2 separate regions of the Homo sapiens genome follow, and region 1 is linked to region 2. A link is a loop called in an ENCODE intact Hi-C map of the cell type or tissue named here. Cell type or tissue: PC-3. All regions are shown on one strand. Each heading gives the region's core, and the rest is flanking DNA. Links, peaks and the distances in the headings are about the cores only. Region 1 overlaps PDLIM5 (PDZ and LIM domain 5). Region 2 overlaps PDLIM5 (PDZ and LIM domain 5).

Evidence for each region. A loop is a pair of places that touch in the nucleus more often than their neighbours do. Peaks named below come from ENCODE experiments on the same cell type or tissue, not always from the same donor. Only the 100,000 strongest peaks of a DNase experiment are listed, where the experiment ranks them.
Region 1: a loop joins it to region 2, with 3 times the contacts of the local background. A loop is called at or near these places in 5 of 110 quality-filtered maps.

Annotation. Positions count from the first base shown.
Region 1 is chr4:94,593,494-94,597,906 of GRCh38, forward strand. The region is part of intron 7 of PDLIM5 (PDZ and LIM domain 5); the gene reads left to right. Among named protein-coding and RNA genes, the nearest start is that of PDLIM5, 140 kb to the left of the region's middle. In PC-3, for the core only: a CTCF peak has its summit at 2,600; a DNase peak (open chromatin) is centred at 2,598.
Region 2 is chr4:94,546,354-94,550,766 of GRCh38, forward strand. The region is part of intron 3 of PDLIM5 (PDZ and LIM domain 5); the gene reads left to right. Among named protein-coding and RNA genes, the nearest start is that of PDLIM5, 97 kb to the left of the region's middle. In PC-3, for the core only: no CTCF peak of the experiment used is centred there; a DNase peak (open chromatin) is centred at 2,368; H3K4me3 peaks cover 1,136 bases; H3K27ac peaks cover 2,087 bases.

The sequences.
Region 1 (4,413 bases), core at 244-4,243, 47 kb after region 2:
TCACATGGCTTTTTCTCTGTGGGGGCACAGAGAAAGAGTGAAAGCTCTGGGGTCTGTTCTTCTCATGAAAGCTCTGGGGTCTCTTCTTCTCATGAGGACATCAGTTCTATTGGGTCAGGGTCCCACCCTTATGACTTCATTTAACCTTAATTACCTCTTTAAAGGACCTATCTCCAAATAGTCACATTGTGGGTTAGGGCTTCAACATATGAATAATGGAGGGATACAGTTCGGTCCATAACATACACTAACTGTCTTTGTATACTAATCCTCATTTTGACAGATTGTCATTTAAGAAAAAATTATTCTTAAGTAGAATCATTGACTTGGACCCAATTGGAAGCATTGTTGTCACCTCTCTTTTGGTGCTTCCTTTTTACCTTTGGATGACAGGTATCTGTCTCCATATTCTCTTTTCTCAACTACAGTAAAAGTTCTTTGAATGTGAGAATTTTAGTATGCCCCACCATGTTTGGTACTAAAAGTTACTAATTATATATAATTGCATATTTTTCCAATTCTCTAATTTTAGGGAAGTTGTTTACAGCGTGGCACACACTATCTCTAATGGAATATAAGTTCGATATAAATATCAAGACATTAAAATATCAAAACATTAATACCTATATTGAAAGTAAAGTGAAACCATACCTAAGTCACTTGAAAGGGGAATTGTACTTTGTTGGAGTAATCTAATTGCCAAAAGTTGACACTTTTTTCTTGATATTTTCTGTTTGTTAATTAGTGAAAGACTTTTTTTCATTAAATGAACATTTGTTTTTTAATGTCTTCCTTTGTGTTTTTGGTGTGTTTCAACATGAAGAGCATGGTGATTCCCATGAGGAGAGAATAACAATTTTAGAAATAGGTATATGAGATGCTTAGTTAGTGCTCTGAACAGAAATACTAATAGAGAAAATTTTATCATTAATAAGGAAATGTTTAAATATAAGAATCTAATCTACAACATTGATTTAAAAGAGGCAACAGCCATCTTATCAGTAACTATTAATAATAGAAAGTTATTAATAATATATGGCCTACCAGAATAGAGAATTATGGGAGACCATAGAAAATTTTATTTAGAGATAATTATGTTATACATGCACACACACACACACATTTATGCCAAAAAATCATATTGTCAAAGTATATTTAAGTTAAAAAATGTTTTTCTTGATCTCACCATGTTCTCAATTTTCTACTATATTATAATAATATCAATCTTTGTAGTTTCAAATTTTTAATGCTATATATAAGTATAAAGTGGTATTTTAGTTTAGCAAAAGGATATCTAAAATAATGATCAAAACATTTTTATCAGTCTTTTCTTTATCTCCCTTGCTTAAAGAATGATGGGTTCTGATTTTTCACATATTTATTATGGTTGTATTAGTCTGTTCTCATACTGCTAAAAAGAACTACCTGAGACAGTAATTTATGAGGAAGCGGTTTGATTGACTCATAGTTCCACAGGCTTAACAGGAATCATGGGTGGGAGTCCTCAGGAAACTTACAATCATGGTGGAAGGTGAAGGGGAAGCTGGTACATCTTCACAATGGTGGAGCAGGAGAGAGAGAGAAGGGGGAGGTGCCACACACTTTTAAACAACCAGATCTCATGAGAACAATCTCACTGTCACAAGAACAGCATGGGAAAACCACCCCAATGATCCAGGTACCTCCTGCCAGGTCCCTCCCTCAACACGTGGGGATTACAATTTGACATGTGGTTTGGGTGGGGACACAGAGCCAAACCATATCAATGGTTAAGAATTATAAGGTATGATATGGCTTCCCAATTGTCAAAGAATTAAAATGCTCATTAGGAGAGGAGTGACTGCTTCTCCCTTTAGTAGAAAAACAATTCAAACTCAGGTTACCAATTACAATACACAAACTAAAACAGTTATGTTGAGCCGGGAAACCGTCTTCTTGTAGGCTATCTTCTAGCACCAAATAATGCCCACATGATTTCTGGCTGAAGGCCATCAGAATGGAATTTTAGCACTGGAAGAATAGAGTTAATGTTACTTCTTAAGGAGAAACCTATTACCTTTGTACATTCATTGAAAATTTAGGAAGCATAAATTACATATTTCTGAACATACTGTTTTGTAAGTTTTTTTAAAACTTTGTTGATATTCATTGACCCACACAAAATAGATTAATGAAGAAATAGTTTGCTGACCCATCCCATGTCTTCATTATTGCTGTGTTTCACAAACATACTGGTGTCTTGTGACATATCCTTATTAAGACACGTTAGTTGAGTATATTACCTAAAGCTGCTATTCTTAATAAGCTATGCAAAGAAAGCAGGAATTATTCCCTAGCCTGATATTTGCACATATTTTCATGAGATAAGAATTAGCAATTGGACTTGCCCCAAAAAATAGAACAGCAAGATACATTCCCACAAAATATGTTTGCCAACCTGTAAAAAAACCACCTGTCAAAAAATGGTGTATATGATCAAGTAATTTTTGTCTCTTGCAAAATATGGAATATTTGTAATTGATCTTTGATTTTCTGCTGGTTGAGTATACTGTTTTATGCAAATACTGTTTTGCTGACTACAATGTAAAGGTCGCCATCTGTTGAACATAAGTAATTACTACACTTCAGTTCCTTGTGAGACTAGTACTTAAAAATTATTGAGCCAAGAAACATAGTTCCTATGTATTTTCACATCCAAATTGTTTAATTCTGTTTAATGCTGGAAATGCCTGTTGTTGTTGTTGTTTACCAAATTAAACGTGTACTATTAGCACTTATAAAGATCTGTTATTTATAAAAGTCAGTGTTCGTAATATGCCAAGTTGGCTTTCATAATCCCAGAATATTCACCACGTTCCTTAGAGGCAGAATTTTGTCAGACCGGTAGTCCTTCTCTTATAATGCTGTTTGGATAAGTTGTTTTCCATTTCACCTTTAGAGAAGTAAATTACACAATAAAATTATTTTATTGAATTAAACCAGATAATTAAAGAAACTTATGTTTACTAAAACTCAGTATTGAAGAAGACTCCTGCACTTTAGTTTTTTTTTTTCTTCAAAAGAAATCACAACTTCAAAAGTTAATTAAGAGCATTGATGATAGGCAGACTTCAAAATCATGGAAGGCTTAATTTCTATCTTTTGCTGCTATTCTAGTTTATGTATTTCAGACACATTGCAGGTTTCAGAAGTCCAAGTTTTCCTACTTTTATATTATGTGAAGGTTTGTTTATTAGAATGATATGATTTTATAAAAGAAAATTGAACCAATATATTATATTATATAGTATAAAGCATATGACAGGTATGGATATTTAGACATCTTCACTTTCCTTTTAGTCAAATTAAAGAACTATCTACAAATTGCTTTTATCTAAAAATTAGTCTCATGTGTCCATGTATTCTCTTTTGTGTTTTTCTATTTTTGTATCTATTAAAGGGTATTGTTTGAATGCTACTCCTGTGTCCAACTCTGTAATAGGTGTTCATCTCACAGATGCACCTAATTAACTACTCCCAAAGATTCTGAATTTATATCTTTGAACAGAAGAATGTGTTAAAACTAAGGTGACACCTGTTGCGGAATTTTCAAGTTAGTGGTACACACTTATTTTGCCTCTTCACACACTTTATTCTTTATCCTGATATGCTAGTAATTTATAAGAAGAAAAAAATTGAGAATAAATTTCTGAAAGATTTTAATGTCTTCAGGTAGCTGTGTATCATTGGTTAGACAGTGAGTGAACTTGAAGCTTTAATACAGAGAAGTAACACTTAAGCAAATTTGGTGGAATCAAGTTTACCCTTGGCTTACAGCAGTGGAATCACATACTTGTTAAAATCAGCAAAGCTCTTAGCAGGGATGTTGGAGCAGCATCACAGGTATGTTTACAAAAAGTACACCCACCAACAGTAAAACCAAAAATCCTTTATATATGAAAGGTAAAACAATCAGATAACATCTATTCAAGGGATAAGTAAAAAACAGAAGTGATGTCGTCAAGGGTGATGGTGAAACTAATAAATGCTCTGTGTTGAAAGACAGCAAATAAAAATAACCAAAACCCAGAGGTTTATTTATATCCTGGAGGGATTTGAAGCCCCCCATACAGAAAGTGATTCTAAATGGTTCTCACTAGACTCTTTTTCTTAATGACTTACCGCTCAGGGTATGTAGAGGACTTACAGATGAGATTCACTGAGTACTATCTGCGTTTGTTTCAAATCCTGGATGGGAAAGAAAATAGAAGAGTGGTAAAAGGAAAATATAGTACTGATTTTCAAAAAAGGAAAAAAAAGTTAACTTCTAACCATAAACTAATTTGAACTTGAGATCATCTGGAAAAAAGTCAAGCAGGCATTCTGAAAAGCATGGCTAGTGAGCACTGAGAAGAGGAGGGCAGAATTGCCAAG
Region 2 (4,413 bases), core at 105-4,104:
ACTTCTCTTCCAAGCGGAATAGTTGCTCATTGGAAGTAACAGTATAAAAAAGAAGGTAAACTTATCTAGAGAAGCATATTAAGTAGTTTTTTTCTCCTCTTCACATTCACTTCTTAAATTGTTATCAAACAAAAGCTATTAGGAAATCTTTGGAATTTATTATTTTCAAGAAGTTCCAAACAGATTCTTTTTCCTAATACTCTTTAGGGAAATATTTTAATGTGGCTTAATTATCTATCTAATATTAAATACAAATTAAATTTGCTATCATCAATAGAAGATATTTTTATTCATAGGAGTTCTTGATTTTCACAATACCTCTTCTATAGCTTGAAGTATTTTTTAAAATATAAAGCTAAATCTACGGTAAGTGGTGCAAAAACACCAGGGATATTAAATTTTTTAACGTTAGTGTTATATATATTACTTAAAATTTTTACTTAATATGTTCAACCCTAGCACTCCTTCTGACATTAGGCCCCCCCCACCTTTTTCAACCTGAATATTCAAGGGATTTAAGGTATTTGAAATTGCATGTGAATTATTTTGTGGTTATATTAATTAACATTGTAACATCTAGGTTTTACACTTAACTGTTAATGATCTTAGGGCTTAAGGAAAAAAAAATATATATCTAAAGTTAGTGGTAAAACTTCAGTTATCCCAGAAACCCCAGAACATGGTTAATTCTGAATAACTGAATTTGCTAGGTAAATTGACATCAAATACCTCAATTTAAAAAAATGCTTACTATAACATTTTCATAAAAGTTTTCCAAAAATTATTTACCTGTGTATTAGTTTCCTATTGCTGCTGTAACAAATTACCAACTTAGTGGCCAAACTGCACCCCCAACCCCCCAAATTTATTATTTTACAGTTTTGGAGGTTACAGGTCTGAAATGGGCTTCACTAGGCTAAAATTAACGGGTCGACCTTCCTTTCTGAAGATTCTTGGGGAGAATCATTTCTCTTGCGATTTCCAGTTTCTGGAGACTACCTGCATTCCTTGACTTGCATTGTTTTTGTCTTCAAAGGCAACAGTGACTAAGGGGTCTGTCTCACATCATATCATCCTAACAGTGACTCTTCTTTCTCCCTCTTCCACATTTGAGGGCCCTTGTGATTACAGTAGGCCCACTGGATAATCTAGGATAATCTTCCTATTTTAAGATCATCTAATTAGCAGCCTTAATTCCATCTGGTACCCTAAATTCCCTTCTGCATGTTAATGTAACATATTCATAGGTTCTGGGGATTAGGACAGGGACATCTTTGGGAAGCCATTATTCTGTCTAACACATTTTGTCTTCTGAAAGGGTAAATTATGTATACTGAACTGACTGTAACAATGTAGATTATGTGAGATAGGAGATCTGACTGATGCATTTTATTACCACCTGTTTGCCAGAATTATATTCAGACTCCTTTCTAGACTTCTTCTCATGTTGGTTGGTTGGTCTTGTAGTTTCCTAGTACTTTATGCAGGTGACTGCACTCCTACATTGTGGACATTTTCTATACCAGAGTCATTCAGGACTACTGTTGAGAAAATGTCAGTGTTTGCCATCTCTTCTCACTCCTGGTAAGTACAGTCCTATTAAGTAATCTTTTGGTTGTTTACTTTTTACCAAAAAAAGGCCTGTTCCCATCCTTATCTATCATCAAGTCTCTCACCATTATCGTAGTTGATATGTCTTAACATCTAGTCATTGAGGGTGCTTTTATGACACTTTTAATTTTACCCTGATTTTCTTGATGCCAACTGTACTCTGTTCTTTCACACTTTTTTGTGTGTGCTCGAGCACTTTTGTTTTCTTAATAAAGAAATGGAAGTTTGAGTAACTTACACAAGGTTACTCATCAATAACTGATTCAGGATTTGAACCCAGGCTACTTAATTCAGAAGAGCCCATACCTACCACTCAAATGGATTGCCATCCAACATTCATTCCAAACTCTAAGCCTTTACTTTTGAAATCCATTTGTCCTGACATTTTTATAAAGAAGTCTTTAAGACTAGAAGGAAAAAATACTCTGAACATAAATTTATTTACTAGCAGGAAGATAGGAATTAGATGAAATACTTTCATTTTGCTTCACCCTCTTAGAGGTCTACAACAGGAAATTGGAGAGATATTGCCGATGTTTTAGTAGATTCCATAGAAAGTTCATATACATCCAATTTTCAATTTAGAAAGAGGTAAGGAATTGGATTGTTTTCATGACATTTTTCTAAGGGAAGATAAGAGAGGAAATAAAGGGGTGAACCAAAAGACATCAGATATAAAGTGCCTGTTTACTCCCTCTGAGTGACTCACATTATTCTACTTTAAAAACATGTTAGGAATTCATCTAATCTTCTTTAGGGCACACCCACTTCCCTCTAAGCTTAGTATAGTTCACAGATAAATTGGTCTTTCTCAGCTCACCACTTCTGCTATGTAGTTACCTTGCCAGTGGTGATTTGATGTCCCGTGGCTGGCCATGCTCTTCCTCTTCTGTCTCAATTTCTTCCTTATATGTATAAATAAATACCTGACTCACAAGTGTTTTGCCTAACCCTGTGCTTTCCATTGCCTTGGCAATATTTCTTGAGTTGAAAAAGCCATCTAAGGTGCTAAGTTAAAAGAAAAAAAAAAGGCCTTATAAGGTACTCAGGATCTACACGAGGTTGTTAATTCATGTTTTGCTTTAATTGGTTACTCTGTTTCCTATTTCCTCGGTTTCCAATACTTGTTTGTAGAAAACATCAGTTTTGTGTGTATTTGCTCTTGGTCCTAAAGTTAAGGACACTATACGCAGAGTTAATTGACCTTCATTTGTGTGCCAGCATTCTGGGGTGACATAATGCCTGCAAGTGTCATATTCTTAATATGTGAGGGGGTTCTATATGGAGTACAGGGTTAGTTGCTAAATAACCTCTGTACCCCTTTTTCTCTGTCTCGATGTATGCATTCTCATTCTCCTGTAGATTGCCTATTTGTATGTATTCCTAGAAAAGGCCTTCGATAGGACGTCTGTAGGGTTATTCCCTTCTAAAGGGAATGGTTATACCCTCTGACCTATCAATTCCATTTCTATAAATTTATCCCATAGATATACTCACAAATGTGTAAAATGAAGTATATTTGAAGTAAATTATTAAAGCATTAAGAGCAAGCTAAATGTTCATCAGCAGGAAATGGAGTCAATATATCTTCGTCTGTCTGTATAATGGAACAATATGTATTATTATGAACAGTTTTTGAGCAAATAAAAATAAGCTGAAGTTTAAAAAGTTGAGTTAAAAAAGCAAGGTGTAAAACAGTGTGCGTAGTATCTGTGTACGTTTGTAGATACTGTACACACATGTTAGAGGGCAATTTGGATAAAGTATTCTGTGCTCAATTAACATATTTTCCCTTTGTCTTCCTGGCTCTACTGGCTTATTACCAGTAGCAGTTACTCGGGAGTTACCCAGCTACTCAGGAGGCTGAGGCAGGAGAATCGCTTGAACCCAGGAGGTGGAGGTTGCAGTGAGCTGAGATCGCGCCTGGGTGACAGAACAAGACTCCGTCTCAAGAAAAAAAAATGCTTATGTTCTGTATAAAATCTTCAATAAAATGACGATACCAGTACCTCATATTTGTATAATGATTTACAGAATAGAAAGCTTCATTTTATATAGTTCCTTACATAAGTCAGTGGTATAGTATCCAGCATACACATAAACACATATATTAAATATATGGAAATTATATAGTAATGTAATAATATATAGTTATATAATGATTCAGTAGAATTGTCATCTGAATACATTTTTGTTGTTTGCTCACTTTATAAGGTTTGCTTCAAGACATCTCCCTTGTCTTAAATATTCTTCTCTTAAGCTATGATTGCATATGGATTATTTTTCTATATAAAATACATTTTATTCTCACTTTTTAGATTCAAAGTTAGGACATTTCTGAAAGATTTATGTATTATCTATTTAATAGAAATCTTTCAATTACTTCCCAATGTGTAAAGAGTAAGTGAATAACAGAAAATGAGAAATTTCAAAGACTTGGTAGCAAGCATTTAGCAAATGCCATTGTCCTTGTAAAATTATTTTAAGCTCTATCTGTTGTCACACACTGAAAGATGCAAGCAAACAGTGTGGCTTTGGCTAGAGCTTATCATTACTTCTCAGAATAACTTTGGTGTATTATCTCTAGTAGCATTTTAGCTTAGTTGATACACTTCAAAGTACCCGTTAGACACACCACAGATTGACTTAAGCTTTGATGACTTGCAAGTCCATAAATATCTCATTTTGGAACTCTAAAAGTTTGGAATTCTAAAACTCCAATTTTGGAATTCTGTGGTGGTCAACTGTAATTATCCATACTTGAGGAGCAAAAGGGAATAGTTCTGATGTCTGCAATTAATG